Linked DNA regions of Homo sapiens: region 1 is linked to region 2. A link is a loop called in an ENCODE intact Hi-C map of the cell type or tissue named here. Cell type or tissue: Caco-2. All regions are shown on one strand. Region 1 overlaps LINC02663 (long intergenic non-protein coding RNA 2663). Region 2 has its middle 220 kb from the start of CELF2-DT.

What was found. A loop is a pair of places that touch in the nucleus more often than their neighbours do. Peaks named below come from ENCODE experiments on the same cell type or tissue, not always from the same donor. Only the 100,000 strongest peaks of a DNase experiment are listed, where the experiment ranks them.
Region 1: it touches region 2 in a loop (3-fold over the local background); 7 of 110 quality-filtered maps call a loop at or near these places.

The regions. Positions count from the first base shown.
Region 1 is chr10:9,600,198-9,608,197 of GRCh38, forward strand. All of the region lies in intron 5 of LINC02663 (long intergenic non-protein coding RNA 2663), which reads right to left. Among named protein-coding and RNA genes, the nearest start is that of LINC02663, 270 kb to the right of the region's middle. In Caco-2, no CTCF peak of the experiment used is centred here; no DNase peak of the experiment used is centred here.
Region 2 is chr10:10,676,332-10,684,331 of GRCh38, forward strand. It overlaps a transcript of CELF2 not described here. Among named protein-coding and RNA genes, the nearest start is that of CELF2-DT, 220 kb to the left of the region's middle. In Caco-2, a CTCF peak has its summit at 1,329 (motif pointing left); DNase peaks (open chromatin) are centred at 1,350 and 4,360.

The sequences.
Region 1 (8,000 bases), 1.1 Mb before region 2:
AGAAAAATATTTAAAAGAATGAAGAGGGAGGACTTAAACTATGTGATTTCAAGATTTTCTATAAAGTAACAATAAATACAACAGTGTGATATGAGAATAAGATAGATGAATAGATCAATGGAACAGAATAGAAAGTCCAGGAACAGACCCACCCATATATTTGATTTTCAACAAAAGTACCCAGGCAATTCAATGAGAAAAGAGTAATCCTTCAACAAATAATGCTGGGAAAACCGAATAATCATAGGCAGAAAAGTAATCAAGACTTATTACTTACCTAAAAACATATAATAATTATTTTCAAGATCCTATTTCTAAATATGAGAGCTAGAACTGTAAAACATCTAGAAAAATCATATGAGAAATTACTTGGAACATTGTATTAGGCATTGTACTTAGATGTATTTCTTTTAGAGAAAATGTGATAAAATTTACTTTATCAAATTTAAATTATTTTCTATTTTCAAAAGAAACTGCTAAGACAGTAAAAGACCCAAGCCATAGACAGAGAGAAATTATTCATGGAATATATACTGATAAAGAGACATGTTTCTAGATATATAACAGACTATTATATTTATGTATATTAATACTAGCATTGTCAAGAGACTTCAATAGACCCATCATCAAAGAAATAAATGAATGGCAAATATCATAGGGAAAACGTTCAACATCATTGGTCATAAGAAAAATGCAAATTTAAGCCACAGTGAGCCTCTACATACCTACTAGAACGACAAAAACTATAAAGGCTAACCACATCAAGCACTGGTGAGGACACAGTAGAGCTGTAACACTCAATCACTCCTAGGATGAACGCAAAATCATGCAACCACTTTGGAAGACAATTGGATGTTATCATAATGTTAAACATGCATTTATCATATGACACAGCCGCACAACTCCACAGATGAAAATGTTTATCTTTACAAAGACTCACACATGAATGTTCAATGGTACTTTGTAACAGCCTTAAACTAGAAAGTTTTCAAATGCCCACCAACTGAGGGGTGGCAAAAAAAAAAAAAAACATGGTATATGCATATAATGAAATATGAATATCCATGAAAAGGAAAGAACAACTCATCTACGCCACAATATAGATTAATCTTGAATATGCTAAGTAAAGAAGACGGTCATAAAACTCTACAAACTATTTGATTTCATTTAGATGAAATTCTTGAAAAGGCAAAACTGTAGTGAGTGACCACTGATCAGTGTTTGCTATGGTCTGGGAGTTGGGGGAGGTGATTGACAATAAAAGAGAGTTTGGGGGGGTGATATATACATTTTATATTGTGATTGTGCTGGGTGTTGGGAGAGTTTACAACTGTCAGAATTCATATGATGCACTTAAAATTAGTGAATTTTATAGCTCATAAATTAGACATTGATAGAACCCAGCAAAAAAAAAAAAAAAAAAAATAGAAAAGATTGTCCTTTACATTTTTGTTTTAAGTACATATTTATTTTTATAACATTTTATTTGGATTTTTATTTTTTCTTTAAGGTAGCCTCCTTATTGCATAAACATCTAGGCACAGAGCATTTGGTCAAATACCAAACAAAAAAGTGTATTGCTCTTATTAGAATCACATAGTATAGTAAATACCTATCATGTTACAGTATAAATACATTAAAATGTCAGGTAGTGATAAGTACTATAAAAAATAAAACTGTGTAAGATGATAGAGATTAGCCTCTCTGATCAGAGAAATCCTCTCTGAAAACCTATTTGTATAAAATCTTGAATGAATGGAGGGATAAGTTATGAGGCTACACAGGCTCTTGGACTAGCAAATGTGAAAGGTCTGTGTTAAGAAGTTGCTATGATCTGAATGTTTGTGTGCACCTAAAATTCATATGTTGAAATCAAATCACCAATGTCATGGTACTAGGAAGAGGGCCCTTTAAGAGGTAATTAGGTCATGAGGATGGAATCCTCATTAATGGACTAGTGCCCTTCTATGAAGAGGACACAGAGCTAGCTAATCCCTTCCCACCATGTGAGCACTCAGCAGGAAGTCATCATCTATGAACCAAGAAGCTGGCTTGCACCAGACACAGAATCTGCTGGTGCCTTGATCTTGGAATCCCCATCCTCTGGAACTGTAATAAATAAATTTATGTTGTTTATAAGCCATCCAGTTTATGCTGTTCTATTTAGCAGCCTAAACAGACTAAGGCAGATGTAGTTGACATGTTCAAGGGATATTAAAAAAGGTTGTATGGCTTGAGTAAAGTAAGGGAGGGCGGGTAGGGTTAAAACAAAAAGAACCTGGAGAGATGAGCAGGGATTATATTGCCTTAGTGAACTGGTTTTTTCTAAGTATGATGCGAAGCCATTGCATGTTTTGAAAAAAGAAGTAACAGGATCTACTTTAGCTGAGACCATATATGGAGTAAAAGATCTGCGAAAGCTAAGCACAGACATACAGAAGTCACTGAAGAGGCTACAGCACTAGTCAAAGGGAGAAATGATGTTGGTATTGCTAAAATGTTAGCAGTGGAGGTGGTGAGAAGTAGTAAGATTCAGGATCTATTTTGAAGGTAACACTAATAATTGCTGACGTACCAGATATGGTGGATTGTAAATCACAAAGAGACACCAAATATGGCTTCGTGATCTTTGACCCCAGAAGCAGACAGAAGCCAAGGGCATAGTTCATCAGCACATCTCTCCTTTTTCCTACATCTTCTAAGTCTCCTTCTCAAACATCTTTTCTCTTAGCCTAGTCCCAGGTTTTATATCCCTTCTATTCTAAAAGAAACGTCTTATAAGTGTGTGCCTGCCACAAAACTTGGCACTGTTCTCAATTTCACACGTAAATAAAACTTTCCCTTTTCCTTTTATTTAAACCACTCAGAAGAGTATTCTACATTCACGTGTTCCATGTTTGCTTGTTTTTCAATTTTCAAATTGAAGTGTACACTTCAATCCACTTATGTCTGATTCTACCTCTACTATTGCTGAATCACCCTAGCTAAATTGTTGGGAGGAAGTCCCAATAAATTTTAAGAGGCTTTTCAGTTTGAGTAGCAAAGTTTAGATAGGTTTTATTAAAAATAGCCCGGCCGGAAGTGGTGATTCACGGCTGTAATCCCAGCACTTTGGAAGGCCGAAGCGGGCAGATCACCCAAGGTAGGTGGATCACCCGAGGTCAGGATTTTGAGACCAGCCTGACCAACACGGAGAAACCCTGTCTCCACCAAAAATACAAAATTAGCCATGTGTAGTGGCGCACGCCTGTAACCACAGCTACTTGGGAGGCTGAGGCAGGAGAATCGCTTGAACCCGGGAGGCAGGGGTTGCGGTGAGCCGAAATTGCCCCATTGCACTACATACAGCCTGGGTAACAAAAGCGCAACTCCATCTCAAAAAAAAAAAAAAAAAAAAAAAAAAAAGCCCAAGAGAAGGAAAGTGCATACTCAACAAATTACATTAAGCTCCACTCAACTTCCTTCTCTTGTCTTCAACTTTTGATTCTTATGGTTTGTTTTGGTCTTATTTTCTGGACTTTGAATGTGGTGCTTCTACCGTTTAAGTGTAACATCTTGATTTCACTTGCACGTGTAATTGCATCTAAAAAAAATCCCGCTAGATCTCTCATTATAACCCTGACTTTGGTTTCACCCTTGCTGTGCCATGTGACTTGTGTGGGGGAAGGTGTAGGGGTGGGTCACAGCTCACAGTATTTGAGGAGATCACAGAAGCAAGTTTTCTGAAGAGATATATGAGGCTAACTTCTTTTCTCCTTCCCTATAACTCAGAAAGAATTGATTTCTCTTTCAGGTAAACAAAAGCTGAAGATACAGCTACGTAAATTGAGCCTCAACAGTTTTTAATGATGAGGTTCCACATTGTTGCTTCTAGCCAGGCATCAGACCTCTCATATCTACTACCAGTCCAAGCTATATGAATTAAGTGAATTGGAAGAAGTAACAATCATTTTCAATTCCAAGATAATTTCCCAGTCAGCATTTATTGATCAATAAATGTCATATTAAACTTTAATTCCTTTAGGGCAACTAATATAAGTTTTAACTATGTCATTTCTCTTTCACATTCATTTCAGTAGGCTTCTGAATATTTACTAAAGTTGATTATCATTCTTAACACAGTGTAAGCCACAGAAGGGAAAACAGAAAACGTAAGAGACTCCCCCTGCTTTACTGATATCCCCAAAGCCTTCCGTTTTTTGTCACGGTTTTCTGGAAAATTAAACTTTCAAAGTTTTACTTTGCTGGGGAAGTTTTTTGGTATCAGCAGCCCTTTTCATCTGTATAATTTTTTTCTGCTTATTTAAATTAAAAGCTTAAGGTGTTGGATTCGTTCAAATCTCCAGTTTGAACCCTTTCATATGTTTTATAGTCACAATTAAGTTTTAATTCATTGGTCTTAGGTCAAGGAGAATGAGAAAGACAAATGTATGACACTGAACTGTAATTCATTATGTAATTTAAAATACTGATACCATTCAGCAATTTTTTATATTCACTATTTAGGTTTGAAATTTTTGTTTTTGACAGTTGTGTTTCAGTTATCAGTGGGATATGCAAGTTGTCTCACATTGAAAATGGGTAATGATAGCTATACCAAGAAATATACAGCAAATGGTGACTGTAGCTGAGGATTTACAGGCAGGCTAAAAACAAGCCTGGATTCACAAGAGATAACGTCTGCAGATGAGTCTCCTTCCAACTCCTTATTCACTGAACACAAACTGAGTTCATTTAATACTTGCCTCTAGTTAATCTCTGCTACCAACGCTTTGAATAAAAGGCATCCTTTAGGTGTCTGGATGTTTGTTATTCGACATCTTAGTCATGCTAAAGGTGGAAATGGGCTCCCGATGACTGTGTATTGACTTTGTGGGTGTTTGCATTTGTGTGTGCATCATGTGTGTGCTTCATCCGGCCAAGGCTACCCCCTTGACCACTGGGGTGATTTATATATACCTTTTAAGAGACTGAAAAAAGTAGAAAATAACAAAAGTGTGATCAACTTGTTCTATCATAATTCAGTAACAACAATAGATAGCAAGATATGTTCATAATTATACTAATCTTCCCTGCCTTTCATGATTTCTCAGTCAGTGGCTTCCCTGGGTCATGGGACAGACTCTGGCCAATGGGATGAGTGGGCATGACATTTGCTACATCAAAGCAAAAGTTTTAAATGCTATTATTTAATCTGGAGGCTTATTCACTTCCGCTCTCAACTGTGAGAACAGCATGTTCCATGCAGTGGCAATTCCTCCTGCTTGGATTCTGAAATGCTAAAACATGTGGATCCCTGCCTGCAAACCCACAGGACCCAGGACAACTGCCCTCATAGAGCAGGAGCAAAAAATAAACATGTGTTAATTGTAAGCCCCTGAGAATTTGAGAATCATTTTCCTCTAGGTAGCCTAACCTAGAGGAAAACGACTACTAACAGAGTTGTCAGGGGAGCATAAGAGTCTCTAGACAGAGGAGCCTCTTGAGGAAATCCTGAGATTTAAGAAGGCATACATTTCTTTGGAATGTTATGTATGAAAGGAATGAAGAAGAGATAGGATTAATAAAAGAAGTAAAGAAATTTAGCATTTAGGTGTGCCTTGATTGTTTTATTTTTGTAACTAAGTTATTCTTTTATTTACGTTGGTGATAGCTCAAATATCAATTAATTTTCTAGAGTTCCCTACAACACTTGAATTACATATTCTCCTGTGGTTGAGATGATAATGCATTTTCACTTCCAAAAAGGTACTTTATCTGTTATATGTTAAACTTACATTCCTTAATTATACAATGTCACTTATTTTGTATTATGGAGAAGCAATGCTTTCAAATTCACACTGCCATGATGTTTTTCTAAACAGGACTTGCTTCTGTTCTGTTGTAATCTTAGATAAACAGATATAACTTAGAATAAGTAGAAAGTATACCTAACTTTGTTGCTTTCTTTTGAACTTTTTTGCTTTACCTATGTTACTGTTAGCTCAGGGGAAGAGGCAAATTCTCCAGTGGGAAAAAAAACTTAAAAAAGTTATTGATTTTTAACAAATAGAAAATATATATATTTGAAAGTTTTTAAAATACAGAATTGAATAGAGTTCAATGTAAGGAAACCTCCTCATATTTCCTTTATCCTTTCCAGTTCCCATTGCCTATGACTAACCATTGTGAATAATATTTGAAACAAGGTCATATTCCATACACTTTATTAAGACTATTTCTGGTTTTTTAACATTATGAATGTTGTTCAATGTTTCTACATACTACCCATTCCATTCTTTTATTCTACAACATGGATGATCAGTATCTTCTTTAAACATTTTCCAAATTTCAACAAGTTGAGCTGGTTCTTACAAATAAAGCTGTAATATGCATCTTGGTACATATTTTCTTGCATATTTATGAGATAGATTACTAAAAGTATACTTGAGTTAAAATGTATATACAGTCCTCCCAAATGGTTTATATAATATATAATTCTGTCATCACTGTTTGAGATTCTTTTACTCTATATCCTCACAAACACAAGCTTTTATAAATCTATAAAAATGTTATGCCAGTAGGTAAGCAATATGTAACATCTTATTTAGTTACTGTTCTTGGACTACTGCTGTGTCGTTCTGTTGATAAGATCTTTGTATTTCTTATTCTGTGTATTCTCTGTTCATATTTCTTGACCTCGCTGCTGAGATTTTGTTTGTTTATTTTTTAGAGACAGAGTCTTGCTATGTTGCCCAGGCTGGTCTTGAACTTCTGGCCTCAAGTGATCCTCCTGCCTCGGCCTTCTAAAGTGCTGGGATTACAGGCATGAGCCACTATGCCCAGCCTTTTGAGATTTTTGAATGTGGATTTTTTAATTTGTAAATCTCATTTTTATATTTGAGACAGCAGCCTTTTGAGTAACCATGACAATAGTCTTTTCCTCTAGTACAATTTTGTTTGAACAAAGTAATTTACAAAGATCATAGACCATATAGTTTACAAATAACATGTATGGTGTGTTTTCCCAATAACATTTGCACCACATTTAGGGGCCAACTTGAAAAGGAGACCATATCGCAGGAATGTTAAGAACCCTATCTTAGGAATCAGGCAAATGTATGACACATTTCAACTTTGACATACATTAGCTGTGTAACTTAAGTAAATTATCTAAACTTTCTGATGTTCAATTTACCAGTTTTTAAAATGGAAAGAATATCTCTTTAATTTAGGTTTTTGTGAAAAATATTTTAAGTAAGAAAATGAGGTGTTCTAATATGCATTCCATGTGGGTACAGATATTTGTTTCATAATACTCAACTTTCTATAATTTCTATCCCACTTAGGTACAATGCATATAGATAGACAGATAGATAGATAGATAGATAGATAGATAGATAGATAGATAGATACACATACACACACATATATATATAAAACTGCCACAAAAATCATTACACGTGTGTCTATGTATGTGTAGGTATATATGTATACACATACATATATACACATATGTATATACATACATAATTATATGTGTATATATACACGCATATATACATACATAATATACATATGCATATACATATACATATATATTTATATATAAATATAAGTTTAAATGTATACATTTCTGTGTAATCAAGTAATCTAGAACAAATTCCTTATCAGAGATCACATTGGAATCTTGATAAAACGGGACGGAATAGCTTGAAATTAACTTTAAGCTACAAATTAAAAAATATTTATATACAGTATAAAATAGTTTTACAAACTAGTTTGATCATGGTGCATAAACTTCCAAATTATTATAGCAAAAATTTAGTACACTTGCTTCAGCAAAATTTTAAAATATATTTTCCAGTGGGGAGATATTAATGTAACTTAGTAGCTTTTATCTAATATGCAAACCCTGTGGCTCTTTGGAATATTGTGTTAAGAATTCTGAAGTCCACAGAAAAGAGAGCAGGGAGTAAGTAATGATGCTGCAGGAAGTGTGGTTTGGCAGTCACTTTTTC
Region 2 (8,000 bases):
GAACTTTTTCCCTTCTCCTGGGTCAGTGGCGCTCTGATAAAACTCTAGCACATTAGACCGTGGTTAACTAGCTTTTCCTAAGGGTAGACTTTGTTTAAAAGAACAGAGTGATCTGGTGTGTTTCAAAAATGGTTCCTTGGCCTCTCCCCATGCCAGAAGCAAAGCACCAAGAGATTTTTCTCTTACATTCACTGTGAGGATCTGGTCAAGCTCCTGCAGGTAAAATTCACAAAAGTGTGATGGGGTTCCCCTAGAGCTTTTGGTTCTCAGGCTTGTTCACACCAAGCCTCCAGTGAGTTGCCAGTTACAGTTCCAGTTTTCCTACCCCAGCACTGGTTCCATGGAGGTTTCTGCTCCTGTAGGTTCTGATTTTTTTTGTGTCTGCCTATGATGTGTTTCCAGTTTGGAGGGCAGAGGTTTGTCCTGTGAACCTACTTCTTTTACAGATCTAAGAAGAGCTGTTGTCCTGCATTGTTTTACTTGTTATTAGGGGGGAGTGACAGCTTCCACACTGGCTAAGTATGGAACCAGAAACAGACAGTACTTTTAGACTCTTAATAACCAAGAATGCCAAATTATTTGGGGAATTAAATTAAACCTGTCTTTACAATCATTCATTATTCTAAGGGCTAGATGAACTAAATACTTAACCTTTAATTGCCTCCATTTATTAACAATGTAAAGTCTTTTAATATGGTCCAAAAAAGCAGACCAGTTCAGCCCAGCTGCTCATGGTTTTACTTGACAGCTGTAAAATAATGAGGGCTATAGCAATGTATAGTCTGCAGAGAGAAATCAGCCAAGATTATTCTCTGGGGACATTAGAATATACAGTTACAGGATGTTAATAAAATACTTTGGAGGTTCACATCATTTACATAGAAACCAAGTAAGTACCATTTATACACTGACTGAGTGGGTCTTACGCTTGTGGACAGAGCCTTTGGCTACACCCTTTTCTACTGGGTCATAGAATTTATGGCTGCTAAAAGGTCCTGGCATAAACCCATGAATTGAATGGTGATAGCAGAAACCAACTGCCCCTTTTGGAAAGGTAGAAGCAGTTCTGACTGTTGAGGTTTGGACCACAGGGCAAATAAAGCTTTGTATTTCTCTAAGATTCTCTGAGACGGTCACAATCAGAATTATTTAGGTACTTATTGAAAAATGCATATCCCTGGGGCCCCAATACTGAATATTGAATCAGTGTCTCTAGAGTGGGACCCAGAAATCAGAGTACCTGCAAATTCCACTGAATGATTGTCAACACACGTTAAGATTTGAGATCCTCCATTAGTGTAGCCAAGCTCTCCTTGAAACCGCATGCGGTAGTGCCACCCAGTGGTTTGTTCTCTACAACTGTGCTCTTTGCTTGGAAGCAGCCTCATGTTTATTGTTTTACATGCTCAAAGATGGCTGACTCAGGCTTTGGGGGAATCCTAGCTGTTCTCTGCTAAGCAATGAAACAAGTTGCCACAGGGTCAATTTGATTGAGTTGCTCAGTTGGCAAGAACAAGCCACTAATCAATAAGACTAGCCTGATTATTTAGGACTATATGAACAATGGAATCAGATGAAGGCAAGTAATGCAATTGCCAGGAATTGACTTGTGACAGTCAATCTGGGTGACTTTTGAAAGACAGTCACTTTATAACATGACCTAGTAAGTTACCATCTTTAGTGTATATGTATTACTCTGCCTGAGCAGACTACTGGTGCAAGCCTGTGACAAAACTCTCTGCTTCTTTGGCATATTCTGACTATTCTACTCAGTTAGCTGTCTAGCCATCTTTATAATCTTTTTCTCTTTATTGCCTGTAAAATTACTTTATAGGAGATACTTATGGATCCACACATCTAGCAAAAATTATTTCCAAATTGTGTTTTAGGTTTGTTTGATTGTTTTATGGTCAAGAAATTATATCTGATATTTTAAGAAGTTAAATGAACATTTAAAATTGTTTTGCCTTACTGTGACCGTATTACAGCATCTATATTTCAGGCAGTAATCAGATTTGTCAGATAGTAAGCACTGGTGACTGCTAAAGTTCAATGATCTGGCTGTAAAGAATTATGTTATTTTGCAGCTGGTCTTTGCTACCTGAAAGATGATGGTGGTCTTTCCATGGAACAGCACTGCACAAGGTGCACATAGGAGGCTTGGTTACATAAACATGGTTGACCATCTGCAGGGCTGATCTTTGATTCCAGCCTCACCAAAGTCAATGTGTTAGTGCACGACCCAAGGCCCCACAGTGTAGATATGCAATGACGGCCAAAAGGCCAGAAACTGCACCAAATGCATCTCTGTGAGTGAAGGAGATTGACTGTTGATAGGGTTGAATTTTGCTTGTGATCAATCCATTAAAAACTGTTTTAAGCACACAGCATTCCCAGAACTTGGATAGGTGATTAAATAGGGGGTGAGATCCCAGTTCCTGTTCATGGAGGAAGTTATAGTTCTCTGTTAGGATCCTTTTGGAATCTACTGGGGATCTGAGCTTTCGAAGTCATTTAACCTGCACAAATGGGGTTTATGCTGCTACAATGAGGTCAAAATAAGATGAAACAAATACTCCATTCCAGGATACACATATAAACAGTAGAACAGAATTTCTAAGTCTCCAGAAAAGAGCAAATAAAACAAATCAAAACCAATATTCCCTCACATGGCCAGGGGAATTGTGATTATGGTCCTTGAACAACTAAGCTAAAATAAAGGGATTTCAGGAGAGTTTTGTTTATCTCCACCCCCTACTTTAGCATATTGTTGTAAAAAGCTAAAATAATACTTGTTTATTTATAAGCTGGTGGCTATAATTTATCAAGAATGGTAGGAGATGGTGCAGTATGATATATCTCCAATTTGAATTCATTTTAGTGACTGCTCTCTTCATGAAAAATAGGCAGTAGCCCCTGAGTAATAAGACTAAGGACAAAATGGTAATCTTTTCTTATGTTTTGTTTTTTGTTTTTGTGACAAAGTCTCAATCTCTCTACCAGGCTGGAGTGAAATGATGTGATCTCGGCTCACTGCAACCTCCACCTCCTGGGTTCAAGCCATTCTCCCGCCTCAGCCTCCCAAGTAGCTGAGAATACAGGCACCCTCCACCATGCCCGGCTAATTTTTGTATTTTTAGTAGAGATGGGGTTTCACCATGTTGGCCAGGCTGGTCTCAAACTCCTGACCTCAAGTGATCCGCCAGCCTTGGCTTCCCAAAGTGCTGGGATTACAGGTGTAAGCCACCATGCCTGGCCCTATGTTTTACTTTTAAAAACCTTTTTTATCATGAAAAAATTTGAACATACCCAAAAGAACACCAGGATAATGAACTCTCATATATCCATCTAGTTTCCACAATTATCAACACAATATTGACATTTCAAAATAAAACTGTTACTTATATTACTCTTTTAAATGTATTCAGTAGATACATGGCACATGGTGATACACATTGCTGTCCATTGAAAAATACACGATAAATACATGAATGTTACATTATTCCTTTTTCTCCTTCAATTTAGAATGGTAATCTCTGGTATAGGTGAATGCTTCAGTTGCTGCACTGAACCTTGTGTGAATGTGTGTGAATATCTTCCTCTACAGGGAGTTTTTCCTCTTTATTAAAATACTGAGATATTATAAATACAGAAGAGTATATAAAATGTATATTTACGGGTTAAAGAATAATGATACGTTAATACTCATTTAACCACCACCAGATCAAGAATCATTAGCATTCTCGAATCAACATGCTATCCACTCCCCAAAACATGCACAAAACTCGGGTAGCATGATTTGTATGTATGTACGTATGTATGTATGTATGTATGTATGTATGTATGTGCGTATGTGTATAAACAAATAAAAAAATGTATATACACTGCAGAGTTTGGGAGTCCCCAAGACCACCCCCACTTCTGACACCAGTTGCAAGTTTAGGGATCCCCAAGACTACCTTCAGGTTTGAAAATTTTCTAGAAAGATCACGAAACTCACTAAAGTGCTCATACTCAACAGTTTTGGTTTATTATAGTGAAAGGATGCAGATTAAAATCAGCCAAGGGGAGGGGCACATGGGGCAGGATCCAGGACAGTTCCAAGAGCGAGGCTTCTAGTAATCCTCTCCCACTGGAGTTTTGCAGACAGTGCTTTCTTCTCCCAGAAACATGATGTATGACAATTTGTATGCTATAGGCCAACCACAGAAGCCCACCAAGCTTGTTGTCCAGAGTTCTTATTAGGGCCCAGTTACATAAACACGTTGACTATATGCAAGGCCTTTGTCTCCAGCTTCACCAAAAATCACTTGGATAGCGCGTGGCCCAAGGCCTCTGACATAAATCACATTGTTAGCATAGCCTATCTGGTGCAGTCCAAGAGGCCCAGGTAAACAGTGACACTCATATCAAACAGGACATTCCAAGAACTTAGCCATGATTTCCCAGGGCGAAGGGAAAAGGCCAGAGCTCTCTTTTAGCAAGGTTAATTGTTTACTACGTATATATGAATAGGTATGTTTATGTGTTTATATCTTTTCATTAAAAATATAGTTTGGTTGTGTCCATTTTTCAATTTCATATAAATGCTTAAGTATTATTTGTATAAGTTACAGAAATATGTAGACATTTTTAGTTTCATGTAAATTCCTCATGTAAATAATAATTAGATATATACTTAAATATTTTGATTTGCTTCTCTCAAGGGTTTTTATTTATTCTGTATTGAATTAATGATCTAGATATTCTTATCAAATATTAAGAATAAAGTCTTATCAGATGAAGAGTAGAACTGATGAGTATCTAAAGTACAGCAATGAATTCAGCCTAGGACTTCCAGCACAGACAGCTAAGGACTCCATTTATTCATGTTTATATCCCTCATAGTCTGCTGTGAGTGACCTATGGGCCCCAGGACAAAATACAGTTCTTTTTATTTTAATGGTCTGAAAAGTTAGCATTCACCTACCTTATTGATCAGCGTCAGTTGTTAGGGTCTCATCACATTATCTGCCTCCAAACCTCCAACCGAGATGAAATCAATGACTGCCCAGGTCAGGGGTTAGTACACTTTTCTAAAAGGGCCAGGTTGTAAATATTCTAGGATATGCAGGTCATACCCTCTCCATTCCAACTACTCACCTACTGTCCTCATAGAGTGGAAGGAGCCACAGACTATATATAAACAAGTGCGTATGGCTGTGCTCCAGAAAACTTTATTGGTCCCCAGTGAAATTTTAATTTCATAAAATTTTCACATGCCATGAAATAGTGCTGTTCTTTTGATTTTTTTTAACCATTTAAAAAAGTAAAAATGATTCTTAGCTCACAAGTCAGAGGCTAACAGGCTAGATTTGGCCCATGAGCTACAGTTTGTCAAGTCCTAGTCTAGGTTCATGAATTCAAGGATTCTAGAATGAAGATCAGGTTTTTCATTTATAATAGCATATTCCTCCCAGCTCCTAATTCATCAATCTTACACCACTGACAACCATGAAAATGAATTTTAACTCATATAAAACCCATTTTGGAACCAAGTTTGTTTGTATTGCTTAGCTAAAACATAAAAAAGCTTACGTGTAGTAAATGGATTTCAGTAAACATTTGACCCAAACAACTGGCTAATGTTCTAGATTTTACCATCAAAATAAAACAGATTAAGAGATTTCCAGAATAATCCTCTGACATTAAGTCTCTAGACAGAATTTCTGTGGCAGAAGAAGGGCTTGAATTTCCTTCTTTACCTCTCATTCAATTGATATGGTAAAATAGAAGGTAGCCAACAGGTATCAAAATCCTCAATGTAATATGGACCACCCCGAGTAAAATCTTATTTGCGTAGATGTAGTAGAAATCAAAAATCAATTAATGCAGCAATATTATTTTACTCTGACGGGGAACAACAAGCCTTCCACAAGTAAATTTCACTTCTGCATTCACTGTAGGTCGGTGAGCACAATGAGAAATTTACAAGAGCAAATGACACAAAATTAATCTCAGTTGTTACCCATTGCTTCACCGTTTTTCTTAAAGAACAATTTTTTGAAAAATTACATGTTAGCATAGAGCATGTTTCACAAATTGGAGGACTGTGCTTCATTACTTCTATTTTCTTCATATTTAGGTCTACAGAGCTACACAAAGGAGTGATCCGGCCCATCAGGTAAGAGCTTGCTTCTTGCGCAGACTGAAGGTGTTCCGTTTGAAGAGCACCTGCTAGACAAGTAGTGAGGGTGGTTTATTCCCTTGGCTTTGGTTTTCTGCTTTTTGTCGTTCCTGGGATATAAACATTTCTCTTGTTTCTCTTTGCATTTTTTTTTTCTTCTGGATTCAGTTTACTGTTGAATCTGATCCATTGTCTCTTTGGATCACATTTACATAAGAGCCTACCTGTTATTGGATATCAGCATTCCTGGATGACTGTTTGATTGCACATTTCTGTATTACGATCGCTTTTGTTCTATTACTAGGTGTTTTCTTGTGTTTTCCCCCAAAACGTCGGCTTCTTTGTAAAAAGTATTTTGAGTAACAGTATTAGGAGACTGTTCTGAAACTGAATTCTATGGGTCTGTTTTGAGAATGGAAGCAGTCAGCTGTATATGAACTCCATCACTCCTGGATTGACAACATGGACCAGCAAGCCCCCAGTGCCACACTCACAGAACGCAGCAAGACCCTGTGAAAACAGATCACACTTGCTTTCTCTTTTCTCTAATTTCAAGTATCAAAATAGCACCCAAATTTAAGAGAATAATTAATTTGCCCTCTTAAATAATTTAACACGGGACATTTTCCCTACTATAGTATTTCAATATCCAGGGGCAAAGAAGACATGAACAGCGTAAAGGCAGCCAGAAGATACACAGAAACTGATCAGCTATTTTCGAAACATTCTCACAGAAAGTCTGTTCAAAAGTTCTTTTCCTCCTCCACTTAGGTTTTTAAATGTCATTGCAATTGAATGTTGAGCCCTGCAAAATCCAGGGCATTGTTACTGATAAATAACTCCTATTAATAGCGATTTCATTCATTGGAGCTTTTAATTCATTTTGGTTTTGTTGATTTTCATGCTTGTGTTTTCCATTCGTTTCAATACGGTCCATCTTTCTGTTTCTTTTTAATGTTTTAATCCAATTACCAGCCCCATAAACACGTATTTGCCACATCTACAGTAGGTGCACTGAGCTGTGAGCAGAAGTGATTTCTGATTACAGACAGGCTCATTCTCAAGGGGCAAGAGGAATAACATGTAGTGAACTGAATAAAATAATAATGGAAAATACCTTGTTAGGTGACATATGGCGCAGTTTTAGAGTACAGATGGGAAAGAAAAAGTTACTCAATCCTAAAACACATATGCATTGCGTGGATAGCAGTTGTAATGTAGATCATATATGATGGGCTTGGTTATGAAAGAAAAAAACTTACGATTTCATTGCTCAAGTGTGTTCATTAATATTAGGATTAGCCTCTCTAACTGAGAAGGTGACAAAAAGCAATTTAGATTCTTTAAAACCCTAGAGTTTTGTCAACAGGAGGACCAAAGGCAAAAGTCGTCAGGCAAGAGGGTCCCCAGGACCTCTGGATTTTCTATTCTCCTTTTTCCTCTTGACTGTTTCTCTTTCCTTTCACTCCTTTTCAGAATTTCTACCTTTAGGGACTCCTACTCCCACCCACAGAAAAAAAAATCGCACGTACTTTCTGTACCTTTAGTTATGATTAATAACACCTTGGGGAATTACCTATGTTACAACCTTTACATATCACAGGGATTCCTACCTCGGGATGAAGGGATGAAGCACGGATGATAGAGGACTGTGGCTATTTCAGTAGGAGTCAACAGATGAGCAAACATTCTAGGGAGTAATGGGGCCTTCACAAATCCTCTAGAATCATCATCAGATTGCACCACGAATTACACTGTTCCTCTATCAGTGTGCAAGTTGATATACAATTATCTAATTGTAGTCAGAGCCCAAACAAAGTGAGTTTGGAAACCA